Linked DNA regions of Homo sapiens: regions 2 and 3 are each linked to region 1. Evidence: read pairs that join two places in POLR2A ChIA-PET (ENCODE). Cell type or tissue: GM12878. All regions are shown on one strand. Links, peaks and the distances in the headings refer to the core of each region. The heading gives the core; the rest is flanking DNA.

Evidence for each region. Peaks named below come from ENCODE experiments on the same cell type or tissue, not always from the same donor. Only the 100,000 strongest peaks of a DNase experiment are listed, where the experiment ranks them.
Region 2: POLR2A ChIA-PET joins it to region 1 with 7 read pairs; 2 of 35 experiments call an interaction of 5 or more read pairs at or near these places.
Region 3: POLR2A ChIA-PET joins it to region 1 with 6 read pairs; 4 of 35 experiments call an interaction of 5 or more read pairs at or near these places.

The regions. Positions count from the first base shown.
Region 1 is chr7:101,731,143-101,736,916 of GRCh38, reverse strand. No RefSeq gene overlaps it. Among named protein-coding and RNA genes, the nearest start is that of CUX1, 84 kb to the left of the region's middle. RefSeq lists an enhancer at 2,677-3,575. In GM12878, for the core only: no CTCF peak of the experiment used is centred there; a DNase peak (open chromatin) is centred at 2,962; H3K27ac peaks cover 361 bases.
Region 2 is chr7:101,871,608-101,877,381 of GRCh38, reverse strand. The region is part of intron 1 of CUX1 (cut like homeobox 1); the gene reads right to left. Among named protein-coding and RNA genes, the nearest start is that of CUX1, 57 kb to the right of the region's middle. RefSeq lists an enhancer at 1-341. In GM12878, for the core only: no CTCF peak of the experiment used is centred there; no DNase peak of the experiment used is centred there.
Region 3 is chr7:102,074,532-102,080,305 of GRCh38, reverse strand. All of the region lies in intron 4 of CUX1 (cut like homeobox 1), which reads right to left. Among named protein-coding and RNA genes, the nearest start is that of SH2B2, 210 kb to the left of the region's middle. In GM12878, for the core only: no CTCF peak of the experiment used is centred there; no DNase peak of the experiment used is centred there.

The sequences.
Region 1 (5,774 bases), core at 1,083-5,082:
TGTGTCTGGCCCCAGTTGAATTTTCCTTTGATGTGGGGGCAGCTGTGGCCTGGCCTTTGTGGGGAATGGGTGTGGGCAGGTACAGGTTCCACTTAGTGTTTCATGATGGGAGAAATCTTGGCTGGCTAGAGTAGCTCACGCCTGTAATCCCAGGACTTTGGGAAGCTGAGGCTGGTAGATCACCCGTGGTCAGGAGTTTGAGGCCAGCCTGACCAACAAGGTGAAACTCCGTCTCTATTAAAAATACAAAAATTAGCCAGATGTGGTGGTGGGCGATTGTAATCTCAGCTACTTGGGAGGCTGAGGCAGGAGAATCACTTGAACCTGGGAGGCGGAGGTTGCAGTGAGCCGAGATCATACCACTAGACTCTAGCCTGAGCAACAGCCAGACTCCACCTCAGAAAAAAAAAAAAAAAAAAAGAAAGAAAAGAAATCTCTTAAGGTCTCAGTTTCTCAGCCAGAAGGTGGAGGCCATAGTACTTACCCCTTCTTCTTGCCTTCCTTTCCAGAGCTGATATGCTGGGCAAACGAAATAAACCCACGTGTAGTGGACATCTGGGACTCTGTCTGCCCTGGGCCATTTCCTTGTTTCTTGAATCAGACTCAGTTCTGGTCATCGTGATTGGGCCAATGGGGTGGTCACATGACACCACCTGGGCCTATCACAGCCCTTCCCTGGGACTTCACACTCTAGAGCAGGAGAACAAAATCCCTTTTCTTTTTTTTCTTTTACAGGGTCTTGCTGTGTTGCCCAGGCTGGTGGGCAGTGGTATGATTGTAACTCACAGCAGCCTTGAATTCCTGGGCTCAAATGATCTTTCTGCTTCAGCCTCCTGAAGAGCTGGGACTACAGGCGTGCACCACCATGCCTGGCTAATTTTTAATTTTAATTTTTTTTTATTTTTTTTTTGAGACAGAGTCTCACTATGTCGCCCAGGCTGGAGTGCAGTGGCATGATCTCAGCTCACTGCAACCTCCACCTCCTGGGTTCAAACGATTCTCCTGCCTCAGCCTCCAGAGTAGCTGAGACTACAGGTGCGTGCCACCATGCCTGGCTAATTTTTTATATTTTTAGTAGAGACGGGGTTTCACTGTGTTAGCCAGGATGGTCTTGATCTCCTGACCTTGTGATCTGCCCGCCTCAGCCTCCCAAAGTGCTGGGATTACAGGTGTGAGCCACTGTGACCGGCTGCTAATTTTTGTTTTTTAGAGACAGAATATCCCTCTGTCACCCAGGCTGGATGACAGTGGCATGATGTTCATAGCTCACACTGCAGCCTCGACCTCCTGGGCTCAAGCAGTCCTCCCACCTCAGCCTCCTGAGTAGCTGGGACTGCAGGCCCGCACCACTGGGAATGCAGTGCATGGCTAATTTTAAAATTTTTTGTAGATTTGGGGTCTTGCTTTGTTGCCTATGCTGGTCTGGAACTCCAGGCCTCAAGCGATCCTCCCGTCTCGGCCTCCCAAAGTGCTGGCATTACAGGTGTGAGCCACCGCGCCTGAAGGAATTGTACAATTCATTGTTACTGTGGCCCCATCAGAATAAAATCCCAGTTCCAAAACCTTCCTTGTTTCACATTTCTTCTTCCTCTCTTCCCTCCTTTCTTCTTTCTTTCTATAGCTGGGGTCTGAGCTAGCATTTTAGCCTGCAAAAATTAGGCCAGGCTCAAGCCTTGCCTTTACAGAGCTTGGATTCTGGTTGAGCCAGCCGGCTACAATTCACGTGCCCACATGAGACGTCAGGTTGTACATATATCCTTCAGGTACAGACACAACATGCTGGGGCCCAGAGAGGGAACATAGATTCAGAGTAAGCTCTGGACAGATCTCTTCTGTTCTGTGGGCCTCAATTCCTGCCTGGTGAGAAGAGGTGGCACAAGGCCTGGCCAGCTGGGAATAGGATTCAGGGTATGGGGGTTGCGGTCTCAGGAGGAGGCTTGGTAGAGTGGGAGGTAAACCCTCTCAGAGATCCCTGAGCTGGCCTGTCTGTTCAGACGCTCTGAAAACCTCTCATGACCTGGGACCCAGCTCTGGCTGTAAGGGAGTCATTTTGGAGGCTGTCCAAAGATTCTAAGTCTGCAGGGAGAACTCAAAAAGCGTGGGGAGGGCTGGGCGAGGTGGCTCACACCTGTAATCCCAGCACTTTGGGAGGCCGAGGCGGGCCTGATCACTGCAGTGAACTCCTGATCACTGCAGGTCAGGAGTTCAAGACCAGCCTGGCCAACATGGGTGAAACTCCGTCTCTACTAAAAATACTAAAATTAGCCAGATGTGGTGGCACGCGCCTGCAATCCTAGCTACTTGGGAGGCTGAGGCAGGAGAATCGCTTGAACTCGGGAGGCGGAGGTTGCAGTGAGCCGACATTGCACCACTGCACTCCAGCCTGGATGACAGAGTGAGACTCCGTCTTGGAAAAAAAAAAAATAGTGCTCAGGGAGCTGGCGCTACAGGAGAGGGCAGGTGGCCAGAGGGCTCCCTTCTCTGCCCCTCTGAGGCTCTGTGTGGATCCAGCTCAGGCTGTTTTGGTCATTCCAGCTCTGGTCACCGCCTCTGATTTATTAGCTGTGGGTTTGTCGGATGGTGAAGCGAAGGTTCCCAGCAAGGCCGGGAGGTTTGCAGGAATTTATTTCACACTTGACTATTTTTTCTAACACCTACTAATGTCCTTCATGTTGGACCCAAAGTTCCCGGCCTCTCCCTTCTTCCAAAATGTTTCAGGGACTGGAGAGGGGAGAGCGCCTGGAAGTCTTCCAGTAGTGGCCAGCCACCAGCCTGCAGGCAGATGGGTGAGAAGGGGGATGGGAGTGGCGGGGGGCGGGGGGTGAGGGTGGGGATAGTGGGAGGGTGGCAGGAGGCTGTGCTGAGAGCCAGGGCAGGGAGGTCAGGTTTCAGGTTTCAGTTTCCCTTGAAAACAGCCCTGCGCCGGCCCGGCCGGCAGAGAGCCTGGCTTCCCTATGCAATCATTACGTTTCTCAGAGACTCAGTGCCACCACCGGTAAAATGGGCATGCCGAAGGGCTGTGGTCAGGACAAAATGAATCAGGAGGTGTGTGTTAATGCCTGGGGCAGCGGCGGGCCCCTCACAAGGGCTGGATGTGAGCGGCCGAATCTGTCTTTAATCCCCCTGCGGAAGCTGGAACGGGAAGCTGTGTTCCGGGCCAAGCTTTCTCTGCCCACTTGGCCGGCATCTCCTTTCTCTGGTGTTTCTGTTGAAATTTTACTGTTCAGAAGCATTTCCACTGCCTGGCTAGTTATTCAGCAGGACCCTGTTTGATCCATTCCCCAGTCCTGTCTCTTCTTCCTGCTGTCATGGAGCTCACTCTGTTGTTAGGGGGCAGGGGTACAGGGAATATGAGGGTTCCCAGAGAGGCAAAATGAAAAAACCCCTGCTGGCATGTGACCAGCACCCATTGGCTGTAACTTTGCTCCAGTTCACATCTTTTTTTTTTTTTTTTTTTTTTAAAGATGAGTCTTGCTCTGTTGCCCAGGCTGGAGTGCAGTGGCACGATCTTGGCTCACTGCAACCTCTACCTTCTGGGTTCAGGCGATTCTCCTGTCTCAGCCTCCTGAATAGCTGGAATTACAGGCGTGTACCACCATGCCCAGCTAATTTTTGTATTTTTAGTAGAAATGGGGTTTCACCACATTGGCCAGGCTGGTCTCGAACTCCTGGCCTCAAGTGATCTGCCCACCTCAGCCTCCAAAAGTGCTGGGATTACAGGCGTGAGCCACTGCGCCCAGCCTGCTCCAGTTTACCTCTTAAAAAAAATAAAATGCACAGAACTGGACCTCCTTGAGAGAGTGGGGAATAGGTGTAGGTTTGGGGCAAGGAGAAGGACAAGCATAGGGAACAGCCAGGGAAGGATGCTCAGAGGCTCTTCCTATTTTGCTCTTGTTCCCTGTAATCAGCATCTGCCATGGCCCCTCAGCAGCCCAGCCCAGCTTCACAGCAGGGACTCTAAGGAAGGGTCCTAGGCCAAAAGCTGTGGCTCAGGCCTGTAATACTAGTACTTTAGAAGGCCTAGGTGGGAGGATGGCTTGAGGCCAAGAGTTCAAGACCAGCCTGGGCAACATAGCGAGACTACCCACCCCATCTCTACAGAAAGATTTAAACATTAGCCAGGCATGGTGGCATGCACCTGTAGTCTCAGCTACTTAGGAGGTTGAGACAGGAGGATCGCTTGAACCCAGGAATTGGAGGCTGCGATGAGCTAGGATTGCGCCACTGCAGTCCAGCTTGGGGAACAGAGTAAGATCCTCTCCAAAGAAAAAAATAAAGGAATGGTCCTAGAGTTCTGCTGCCTTTGAGAACATCCACACTAGTCACAGAGGAAGCTGACAGAAGGGTGTGTGGTGGGTGTCTTACTTCTTTTATTTATTTGTTTGTTTGCTTGTTTATTTATTTTGGGACAGAGTCTCACTCTGTCACCCAAGCTGGAGTGCAGTGATGCGATCTCGGCTTACTGCAACCTCCGCCTCCCGGGTTCAAGCGATTCTCCTGCCTCAGCCTCCTGAGTAGCTGGGATTACAGGCAACCACCAGCATGCCGGGCTAATTTTTGCATTTTTAGTAGAGACGGGGATTCACCATGTTGGCCAGGCTGGTTTCGAACTCCTGACCTCAGGTGATCTGCCCACCTCGGCCTCCCAAAAGTGCTGGGATTACAAGTGTGAGCCACCACACCTGGCCATGGATACCTTACTTCTTTCCAAGGCCCAAATCAAAAACCTGTCATGTGGATACTCCTTGAAATCCTGCCCTGTGACCACATGACTGAGGGCCTGCTGCCCCCCTCATCACCCTGGTGGGGTGACATAAAATCCATGCTGGTGCCTGCCTCATTCTGTATCAGGTGACCCTATGGGGTGGCCATGAGGTCACATCCTCTGTTCCTATACCTGCCCAGTGGAGGGACGGATGGTGGACGTCTTCCTTTGGAGCTGGGGCTGGCAGTGGTGCAAGTGGTCCCTCCCAGGTGCAGGTAATGAGGGAATGCCTTGTCTGTAGCCAATTTAATAACAATAATAAAATTACTCAAAGCCGTCTGCTTTTTATTATCACCTTGTCCTGGCAATTCCGAATGACGCTGGTGAAAAGAAAAACTCCTTCTCTTGCAAATGCCCCTGTGAAGAGGCTGAAGGGCAGTGGGTCGTTGGTTCTCTGGCATGCGATCAGTTTCTGAATCACCTGGCCCTGCAGAGAGGGAGACGGAAATGAACTTGGAGAGGGTCGGGGCACAAAGTGGCTGAAATGTCAATCCAGGAGGGAAGACGCCTCTCCCCCTAGAACCCTCTAAGAGTTTCCCACTGTGATGTAAGAGGAGGCAGGGACCATGTCCCTGTAGGACCTGTAGGTGATGTCGCCTGTGAGTGATGGTAAGGAGCTTAGGTTTTATTATAATCACAATGGGAAGCTCTTGGTGGGTTATAGGTAGAGGAGGACTGGGATCAATTTATGCTTGGGAAAAATGGGAGAGTTCGAGAAGCTGAAAACAGGAATGGGCTTAAGTGCAACTCCAGGACAATGCTTTTTCATTCAGCTTACACCAACCTTGAATTTTCCACTCTTTTCTTTTCCCTCCCTCCCTCCCTCCCTCCCTCCCTTCCTTCCTTCCTTCCTTTCTCTCTTTCTCTCTCTGTCTCTCTTTCTTTCCCTCTTTTCTTTCTTTTCTTTCAGAGACAGGGTCTCACTCTGTTGGCCAGCCTGGAGTGCAGTGGTGCAGTCATAGCTCACTGCAGCCTGGAACTCCTGGGCTCAGGTGATCCTCCTGCCTCA
Region 2 (5,774 bases), core at 723-4,722, 140 kb before region 1:
CCACTTGCACAAGAGTGTGCATGGCATGCTAGACTATGTGCATACAAAGGAGGGTGACACTGGTATTTGTTTCTGTGTATATAATGAAACTCTGGAAGGATACACACCAAAAAATCAACAACAGTGGGTGGGGAGGTAGGCAGATAGGAGACTTTTCTTTATGCTTTGTTTTTGGAACCAAGAGATTATATTACTTGCTTAAAAATAGGTAAGTAATACAAGAAATTCAGTGCAGTTACTGCTATGAATTGTTCCAACTTTTCTGGAAAGTAATGTAATGAAATGTACCCAAAGTCATAAAAATGTGCACACGCTGTTCACTTCTACTTTTAGAAATTTAACCTAAGAAAATAATCAGACATTAAAAATCATAGAAAAGCTGCACGGATGTACAAGGATACCCATCCCAACGTGGTGCAGAGTGGTAGTGAGGTCAGAAACTAGGAAAAAGATGAAAAAAAGATCAGAGGCCGGGTGCGGTGGCTCACGCCTGGAATCTCAGCACTTTGGGAGGCCGAGGCAGGCAGATCACTTGAGGTCAGGAGTTCAAGAGGATCAATTTGATGAAATATGAGAAATCATATAGTGGAAAACCATGTAACATGTCACTTCAAATACAGTGTGTGTGTGTATATATATATTAACTATCATTGAAAGATATTTTCTTTTTCATTTTTCTTTTTTTTTTTAGACGGAGTTTTGCTATGTTGCCAGGTCAGAGCACAGTGGCCCGATCTCAACTCACTGCAACCTCCACCTCCCAGGTTCAAACGATTCCCCTGCCTCAGCCTCCTGAGTAGCTGGGACTACAGGTGCGTGCCACCACGCCTGGCTAATTTTTTCTATTTTAGTGGAGACAGGGTTTCACCATGTTGGCCAGGATGGTCTCGATCTCCTGATCTCGTGATCCGCCTGCCTTGGCCTCCCAAACTGCTGGGATTACAGGCATGAGCCAGCGCGCCCAGCCGAAAGATATTTTCAATAGCACGGTAAACTCTAGGCTAGGACACAAAATTGTTGCAAATCAGGTTTTTTTTTTGTTTTTTTTTTAATCTGTCGCCCAGGCTGGAACGCAGTGGCACCATCTCGGCTCACTGCAACCTCCGCCTCCTAGGATCAAGCGACTCTCCTGCCTCAGCCTCCAGAGTAGCTGGGACTACAAGCGTGTGCCACCACACCTGGTTAATTTTTTATTTTTAGTAGAGATGGGGTTTCGCCATGTTGGCCAGGCTAGTCTCGAACTCCTGGCCTCAGGTGATCCACCCACTTCGGCCTCCCAAAGTGCTGGGATTACAGGCGTGAGCCACCGCACCCAGCCACAAATCAGTATTTGACGTGTTACTTCCACTCACCTAGCTTTCTGTTTACATAAGCCCACAGGGAGAAAATATCTGAATAATGCATCCTGGGACCAAACCATCGGCAGTCATAGGATTCATGGCCATCTTTACTCCCTTCACCATAATTTCTTGTAGTTTCTTAATCTTTACTCTCATTTTTTGCTTTGTAAAAATCAGAGAGAAAGTCATTTCCATTTTGGGAAAAAAAAAAAGAGTGCTAAATAGATGGTTGTTTTTCCTTTATTAGGCAAAAAGTCAGGCCTACGTAATAGAGGATGAAAGAAATCTCTAAAGGTAGAAAAAGCAGAGCTCCCGGAAGGGGCAGAGAGCGGCGCACCTACCCGTGGGCACTGTGGGGAGGGGCTCAACGCGTCTCAGGTCCTGACTGGTATTCAGATGAGGTGTCCTCCTGTGAAAGGTACGAGTGGTACACACACACCACAGCTAAAACAGCAAACAAAACACCACGACCTCGAAAGAAGGGAGGTGGAGTAGCAGGCACAGTTTTCATCCTCCCCTAGCTTCCCTTCACTGTTTGGCACAAACAGTTCTTTGGCTTATTATAGGGCAGTGTGACAAAAATACATTCTAACAGCAATTAAACACCATGTCTAACAGCCAAGTGTTTTTGGTTAATAGAGAGCTCTGCTTATAATAAGAGAAATCATTGTCTAATGCAAAGCAGCTGAAATCTAAGCCCTCGTCCCTATTTCCCATGAGTGAATAGCAGTATTTTCTAAAAACAACAAAAAACATCACCCCACTGAAGGCCTGGCATGTGGCTGACGGTACCTGAAAGAGCTTGCAAACTGACATCAGAGAGGTCTGGGTTTGCATCCTAGCTGTGATTTAAGGAAGAATGACCCAGGACAAAGGTAATCTTTCTAAACCTCACTTTACTCCCGGTAAGAGAGGGTGTGTACAAGGCCCCAGGCAAGACACTGAGACATGCCCCCCAAGTGGACAAGGAGCCCCAGTTAGCCTGATTTCTCCTTTTTGACGTCTTCCTGTCATCAAGCAGAATTGTTACAAATTAAAATAGGCTTGCGGCCAGCGCGCGGTGGGTCCCCACTAAAGGGGTGGAATGAGGTCTAACAGCAGCGGTGTCTGTCCTCGATGCTCTGGGACAGGCGGCCCCCCAGCCTGGTGTCAGAAGGTGTGATGCAAACGCTCTGAAACTGGACTCCACGCCATCAAATTATTTCATTTAGGTGCAATTGTCTTCAATGGTATCAACCACGTGGTACCCTCTACAACTGAGTGTGTTGATTTTGCTTCAAATCCTTAGAATCTTTGTTACAACAACAGATTCCCCATCTGTTTCCCCTGAGTTCACGATGCCAGGCTGGAGGGACAGAAACCCGGGCAGAACCTCGGGGTCAGACCGGGCCACACTGGCCAGCTTGAGGACCTGGGCCAGTGACTTGACTTCTCCCTGAAAAACCAGGATGATACCGCCCACCACCTCGCAGAAACGTCCTGAGAATTCAAAGACATCACGATCCTAAAAAGTTCCCAACGGTGCCTGGCACCAAGGCGATGCGCCATAAATATGTCCTTCCTCTGTGCGTGTGTCCTGCTCCTCAGCTACCGGTGGAGTTTAGAGAAAAGTTCGAGGGCTCCCAGGGAGTTCCAAATCACCATGTTTCCGCTGCTTTTTAAGTAAAATGGAGTTAATACTATCTGCCTTCCAGTCACCTTTAAGGATGCGGTGAGGATTAATTGAATAGGACATATTAAGCCCTTATTTCCTCAGAGAGAGACACCAAGGAAGCACAGGATATTATTCTATCAACGGCCTGCACGGAGATCCTCTCCACAACTGGCATGAAAGGAATGTACCATTTCACTCCCATCCTGCCTGCAATAATCCGAATTCAATTAAGCCAGAAATCTCATTCTGAGAAGCATCTCTTGTTTCACAGGCAATATGAAACCATTCCAGACTCCTGGCCCAAAGAATATGAAATATGATTTACAGTTTACTCTTTTCAAAGCATCCTGAATAGTCTAAGACTACATGAGGCAAGGGAATGCAGGCACTGTGGGCCTCTTTACTTCAGCAGTCTTCCTGTGTTCATTTTCCTGTAGATAATTCACTGATACTGAATAGAAACAGAGGCAAGTACCTATATTATTCTATCAAAAGGAGAACCTGGCAGGACGCGGTAGCTCATGCCTGTATTCCCAGCACTTTGGGAGGCTGAGGCAGGCGGATCACCTGAGGCCAGGAGTTCGAGACCAACCTGACCAATATGGCAAAACCCTGTCTCTACTAAAAATACAAAAAATTAGCCGAGTGTGGTAGTGCACGCCTGTAATCCCAGCTACTCCGGAGGCTGAGGCAGGAGAATCGCTTGAACTCGGGAAGTGGAGGTTGCAGTGAGCCAAGATCGTGCCACTGCACTCTGTCTCACAAAAAGAAGAACCTAAGAAAATATACCTCTTCTTCAAATGTAGAGAAACCTAAAATGTTTCATCTATCTCCCAATATTTAAAATAAGGAAAGAGAACATAGAAGTTCTTCCACAAATATAATTAAAGCCAACATAATACCAGGCATGGTGGCTCACACTTGGTAATCCCAACATTTTGGGAGGCTGAGGTGGGAGGATCGCTTTAGGCCAGGAATTTGAGATCAGCCTGGGCAACATAGTGAGGCCCTGTCTCTATAAAAAATAAAATAAAACATATGGGGTGGGGGGAGGGATAGCATTAGGAAAAATAGCTAATGCATGCTGGGCTTAATACCTAGGTGCAGCAAACCACCATGGTACACACGTTTACCTATGTAACAAACCTGTACATCCTGCACATGTACTATGGAACTTAAAATAAAAATTAAAAAAAAAAAAAAAAAAAAGAAGCTGAGGCCAGGCGCGGTGGCTCACGCCTGTAATCCTAGCACTTTGGGAGACCTAGATGGGAGGATCACAAGGTCAGGAGATCAAGACCATCCTGGCCAACATGGTGAAACCCCGTCTCTACTAAAAATACAAAAATTAACTGGCCATGACAGTGCATGCCTGTAATCCCAGCTACTCGGGAGGCTGAGGCAGGAGAATCACTTGAACCTGGGAGGCGGAGGTTGCAGCGAGCTGAGATCGGGCCACTGCACTCCAGCCCGGGTGACAGAGCGAGACTCCGTCTCAAAAAAAATAAAAAATAAAAAAGCTCAGAGATTTTAAAAAGGATACCCAAATGATTAAAATGGTACATTGTAAAAACTAAGTAAATAAATAAAATAAAAAATAAAACCAACATAACTTTAGTATTCTCTAACAGAGAGGGGGAAAAAATACCCTCATCTTGAAAACTTTAACCTAGAAGTGCAAAAAAGGCCTAAATCCTATTGACACATACACACACAAAAACAGATAGTGTATGTGGCTTTATTTTTTCGTAATATTTCACGCATACAGAAAAGTATAAATTCCTATGTACCTAACACATAGCTTTACCAAATTTTATCATTTTGTCATATCTATTTAAAAAAAAAAAAAAAATCATAGAAGCCCCCACTCTATCTTCTTTAGTCTCATTTTCTCCTCTCCACCTCCAAAATAATCACTTTACAGATTCTTTCCCCCCAAAAAAATCCTTCTATGGGCCGGGCGCGGTGGCTCATGCCTGTAATCCCAACACTTTGGGAGGCCAAGGTGGGTGGATCATTTGAGGTCAGGAATTCAAGACCAACCTGGCCAACATGGTGAAACCCCGTCTCTACTAAAAATACAAAAATTAGCCGGGCGTGGTGATGGGCGCCTGTAATCCCAGCTACTCGGGAGACTGCAGCATGAGAATCACTTGAACCCAAGAGGCAGAGGTTGCAGTGAGCCAAGATCATGCCACTGCACTCCAAACTGGGCAACAGAGAGAGACTCTGTCTCAAAAATAAATAAACAAATAAATAAAATATCCTTCTATGTCTGCTAGATCTTTAATAATGTAAAGTCATTGCTTTGCATCTTGAACTCACAGAATCACGCTGCACACAACTTTCTTTTCTTTTTTTTTTTTTGGGGGGATGGAGTCTCGCTCTGTCGCCAAGGCTGGAGTGCAGTGGTGCAATCTTGGCTCACTGCAACCTCCACTTCCGGGGTTCAAGCGATTCTCCTGCCTCAGCCTCCCAAGTAGCTGGGATTACAGGCACACACTGCCATGCCCAGTCAATTTTTTAATTTTTAGTAGAGACGGGGTTTCACCAACTTGGCCAGGGTGGTCTTGAACTCCTGACCTCAGGTGATCCACCCGCCTTGGCCTCCCAAAGAACTGGGATTACAGGCGAGAGCCACGGCACCCGGCCCACAAATTTTCAACAGCCCTTTCCTGTGCGAGGCGACGCTGGCAAGGTGACCACACATGCCACCACCACCCTTACTTACTTCTACTAGATGCCACCTGATGGGGGCCAGCACCACCCATGCACATCTG
Region 3 (5,774 bases), core at 882-4,881, 340 kb before region 1:
CGTGCCAGGACCACCCCGGTCATGGCAAAGCGGGGCACAAACGACGCACCTCTCCACTCTCCACGCAAGCACACCGAGGAGGAGTCCCCAAGTCACATCCAGGGTGTTCTCACTCTAGTGCTGTGTCGAGGGACCGGGGGAGGATGGATGGAGAAGGGAAAGCCTTGGGAAGGACGGCAGCCGGCAAAACCTGGCGGCAACAGGCCTAACGCCCATCTTGTCATGCCTGCTTGTCTTTAGAACAGTGGTGGCCAATTCCTCAGCCTGCAAACATACAGTGTCCTACATGGAGAGGCGGATTGAGCCCCAGGTTTATGAACCTGGCCGAGGAAGGTAGGGACGCTGCTTCCATGCCTGGTTTCCAATTTCCCTAATGCCGGAGCCTGAGTGTAACTGGGACAGAGCATACAGCCTCGTCCCCCGAGGCTGTTTCAGGACCAGCTTAGGGCCAGGGACCTGTATCCTGGACAGGAGTCAGCACATTATCCGCCACCCACAGGGCTTTATTCTTCCAGACCCAGTTCCTCTTTCTGTCCTGTTTTGTTTGGGGCCTGTGATTACTTCTTAATCACATGAATGAAAATGTTTTATGAAGGCAAACTGAGGATTTGTAAAGGGATCCCGCATGTCTCCTGCTACTGAAGTTACAGGGAGCTCTCCGGAGGGGCCCTGGGTCCCAGGTCTTGTTTGCCAACACCTGGAGACCTGGAATACGTGGACTGGAGTCACCGTACAGAATCAGGCTGCAATGGCCACATTTCTATCACCTTCGAGAAGGCTACCAAGTGGCACATTGATGAACTTCTTGGCATGAAAACCAGGGGCTATTTCTAACGAAATCATAAGATTTTGTCATTTTTTTTTTTTTGAGACAGAGTCTCACTCTGTTGCCCAGGCTAAAGTGCAGTGGCATGATCTAGGCTCACTGCCACCTCCGCCTCCCAGGTTCAAGCGATTCTCGTGACTCAGCATCCCGAGTAGCTGAGATTATAGGTGCACGCCACCATGCTCGGCCAATTTTTCTATTTTTAGTAGAGACGGGGTTTCACCATGTTTGTCACACTGGTCTTGAACTCCTGACCTCAGGTGATCCGCCTGCCTCGGCCTCCCAAAGTGCTGGCATTATAGGCGTGAGTCACCACGCCAGGCTGATTTCTTCAACTTTTTTTCCAGGAGTCTTAATGTGGGATCTTTGAGTGAGGGGCAGGCAGTGGAGAAAGAAGTATAAAAGAACAGTGTTTTCTAATTTTAACCTGTAATGTGTCCTCACTTGAAAGTAGCAGGCACCAAGAACCAGACTGCTATTTTATTCTCCTGGAGGAGCATTAAAAAGCAGTTCTCAAAAATGATGACATTCCATTTTATTTCTAGATTCTCAGATGCTAGGCCGACAAGGATAGTCACCAGGAGAGATGGTTTTCCTACATCCAAAATGAAACCTCTCCCAGGGGGAGGACCTCAGAGCACAGGCATTTGGGAGCAGGCTCTGAAAATGGAATGGCCTACAAATGCACTCTTTCCAGCCAGCTCTCTTTTAGGACTTCCGAAAAACCTACATCTACTTTTCACAAAGGCAGACCAGTTAACCTATGGAAATAAAGGGAGACGAGTCAGTCACGAAACAGCGACTTCTAGCAGTGTTTCATGAGTCAATGAATATTTTATATCACTGGTAATGTGCTTCCTAAGATTTAAATCTTAAAATAAACCCTTCCAGGCACTGCCTTTATATTTGAAGGGTTTGTGTCTGTAGGAACTAAACTGCATCTCAGCAAGCAGTAAAATACGGTTCTGATAGCAGGTCACAGACAGAGGCAAGGACAACTTGCAAAGAGATGCTTCCAGTGAACTTTGCAACCAAAGCACAGAAGTTCTGGAGTGCCTAGTCTTTTTCTTCTACCTAGGAACTCTTTAAAATACACCATTACTAGGCTGGGTGTGGTGGCTCACGCCTGTAATCTCAGCACTTTGGGAGGCCGAGGCGGGAGGATTGCTTGAGCCTAGGAGTTTGAGACCAGCCTTGGCAACATGGCAAGACCCCATCTCTACAAAAAATTTAAAAATTAGCCAGGTGTGGTGGCGTGTGCCTGTAGTTCCTGCTACTCAGGAGGCTGAGGCAGGGGGATCACTTGAGCCAGGAGGCGGTTAAATGAGCTATGATGGTACCAGTGCACTCCAGGTTGGGCAACAGAGACCCCGCTGCTAAAAAATAAAAAACAAACAAAAACCCCCAAAAACATTACTAAGATGTTTCTGGAACAGAGAAGTCACACTTGTGTTTTACCCTACAACTAGTTGACTAAGTTCTTATCTGCAATACATTAATAAGGCCTATTCAGAAACTAAGATTGCAAGTTGAATATTTTACTAATTTATGTTCTCCACCATTGTAGAAATAAATACATACTCATTGTAAAAAAAAAAAAAAATGAAAAGTATCAAGAAGCAAGAGCAAGTCACCCACACAAGGTTAATTACTGACGAATTATGCATACTGTCATAATTTTGCTTAGAACTCAGTAAAATTCCAGCTATGCAAGAGCCTGTTAGAAGCGGTCATTCCAGAATATTCCCAGCTACCTGAGAGGGTCACATTACATTTTAAGAGCAGAGACATTTCTCATTTCATTACAGTAAGGGACAGAAGCTGCCTATTTTACTTGTTTATTTTTTTCTTAAAGAGATGGGAGGGTCTTGCTATGTTGCCAGGCTGGTCTTGAACTAGAGACAGAGGCTGCATATTTTACTTGTTCATCTTTTTTTTTTTTTTTTTTTTTAAAGAGATGGGGGGTTTTGCTATGTTGCCCAGGCTGGTCTCGAACTCCTGGCCTCAAATACCTCTCCTGCCTCAGCCTCCCAAAGTACAGTGATTATAGGAGTAAGCCACTGCGCCCGATCCCCAGAGTCATTATTCACAGCCCCTCTGACTACTTCAGTGTCTCCGTCTGGCTGCTGCAGGGCTTGGCTGCTGCTGGGTCCTTTTCCTCTTCTGCTCACTAAGCCCCATTGACCCGACATTCTCCCCACCTGCTGGTCTCCTTCCTGTCCCAGCTCCTCCCTGCTGCTGCTTTCTCTGGTCAGAAAACTGCTTCCTGTGGCTTCTTCTCCTGGCCCCAGTTGGTGCCACCTGAGGGCAGCTGCCTCTGTCCTGCTTGATTCACCTTATTCTATACTCTCATTGCCCAGTGGGCTTTGCTTATCGCACCTAAAATTCAGTTATTTGTGCAATTACTTTTTCTTCTTCTTTTTTCTAATTTTTTTTTTTTTTTAATTTGACAGGGTCCCACTCTGTCACCCAGGCTGAAGTGCAGTGGCGTGATCTTGGCTCACTGCAGCCTTGATCTCCTGGGCTCAGGTGATCCACCCACCGCAGCCTCCTGAGCAGCTGGGACTACAGGCGAACGCCACCATGCCCAGCTAACTTTTGTATCTTTTGTAGAGACGGGGTTTTACCGTGTTGCCCAGGCTGGTCTTCAACCCCTGGGCTCAAGTAATTCAGGTAATTCAGCTACCTCAGCCTCCCAAAGTGCTGGGATTACAGGTGTGAGCCACTGCACCCGGTCGCAATTACTTTTTAATGCCCATATTCCCACCAGCCTCTATAGTCTGAGGGCAGGAACTGAGCTGGCTGTTGTATCCCTGGGGCTCAGCCTGGTTCTTGATGCCCTGGGGGTGTGGTGTGGGGCATGAGGGGTGCTGGGGTCTCAGGCATTGACCCGAGTAATACCCAGGAAGACAAGTCTGATAGTACTCGCGAAACTGACTAAGAAATAAGAAGCGATCTGGTGGCAAATGAAAAGAACAAACACCAAGGTATGAACTACCAAACCTACTCAGAGGTACATGAGGACCATGAGGGTTCAATGCTACTGTATTGCTAAATGCTTATTTGGTGTCTTTTTTTTTTAATTTTATTTATTTTTTAGACAGTCTTGCTCTGTCACCCAGGCTGGAGTGCAGTAGTACAATCTCGGCTCACTGCAACCTCCACCTCTTGGGTTCAACCGACTGTCCTGCCACAGCCTCCCAAGTAGCTGGGATTACAGGTGCCCACCACCACGCCCACCTAATGTCTTGTATTTTTTTAGTAGAGACGAGGTTTCACCATGTGGCCAGGCTAGTTGCAAAGTCGTGATCTCAGGTGATCTGCCTGCTTCGGCCTCCCAAAGTGCTGGGGTTACAGGCGTGAACCACCATGCCTGGCCTTTGTGTCTTTAATGTGAAGGAAATTATAGAAGGTGGAAGATGAAGAAGAGGGAGGAGCCAGAACACCAAGGGAGAAGTGGGGCGGGTGGGGATGGTGGGGGATAAGCTGGGGTGGAGGGAGATCCTACCCTGTGTGCTGGGCTTGGGGCGCCGGCGGGACGTCTGGTAAACCAAACACAGATCCCAGACACCAAGGGCCGGCCCCAGAGCCGAAGTCCTCAGATGCACATGTGCTGGTTTGGGCAACTCCGAATGCTAAGTGCTGTATAAATGTCCATGCAGGCATGTAAATCTTTATAGAATGACAACAAAGTAAAATGAGAGTTCAGACAGCTATTAAACTGCTACAACTCAATAAAAGATACATTCTGTTCTCCTGCAATTGACTTGTCTTAGTGCTCTGCAGTGCTCGCCCTCACTGGGAAGCTTCAACCTCGGGAGGGTGGTTCAGTGGGAACAGTAGGAGCCTGAGACCAAAAAAACACTCAGCATTTTGAAGAAATAATTTGATTCATTAATTTCTGCATTCATTTAGCAATATTTATGGAGTTTCTGCCACATGGCAGGCACTGGGGTGGATATAAAGGAAATAGGGACAAAACCGCACTGAACCAGTCTCTCGGCCAAACAGTTACCAAGGAATTATGATGAAGTGAATGGCAGGGTCCCCGGCCAGGGTGTGTGTGTGCATGGGAAGGGTCCCCTAAACCAGCTGGGGAGGCCAGGAAGACCTCTCTGTCAGGAAGTGGCGTCTCAACAGGTTAATCCAGAGGGGTCGGTGGCGATTAGCCAGGAAGAGTCTGGCCGCCCTGTAAGCACTTAGACTCATGCCACCGTGAACTGCAGACTGTAGGGCAGGAGTTTGGGTGAAGGCAAGTGGCTGGAATTGAGACATCCTAGAGGTTGGATGGCCAGAGTTGGTGACAAAATGCTCAGAACACAGGCCAGGCATGGTGCTCACGCCTGTAATCCCAGCACTTTTGGAGGCTGAGGGGGGCGGATCATCTGAGGTCAGGAGTTCGAGACCAGCCCGGCCAACATGGTGAAAACTCATCTCTACTAAAAATACAAAAATTAGCCAGGTGTGGTGGCGCACGCCTGTAATCCCAGCTACTTGGGAGGCTGAGGCACGAGAATCGCTTGAACCCAGAAGGCAGAGGTTGCAGTGTGCGGAGATCACACCATTGCACTTGAGCCCAGGTGATAGAGCAAGACCCCATCTCAAGAAAAACAAAAAGCTCAGAACATGAGCAGTAAGGTGGGAGGTGATGCTACCCGCCAAAAGAAGGCAGGCAGTAAGAAGACGGCTTCTGCCGGACACATCAGGTGGGTGCCCACCAGCCATCCCAGTGGGAAAGTCCAGGCGGCAGTCAGATATGCAAGCTGGCACTCAGGAGTGAGACCTGGACCAGGGACAAAGCTCTGAGAGTCACCAGTGCAACCCTTGGTGAACTCCGCTGCTGAGGACTCAGTGGGAGTGGCGGGAATTTGGGTCCATTGACTCCTTCAGTCATTCACTATGTCCCACCTGTTGTGTGCCAGGCACTGGGCAGAGAGCCACAATGCAA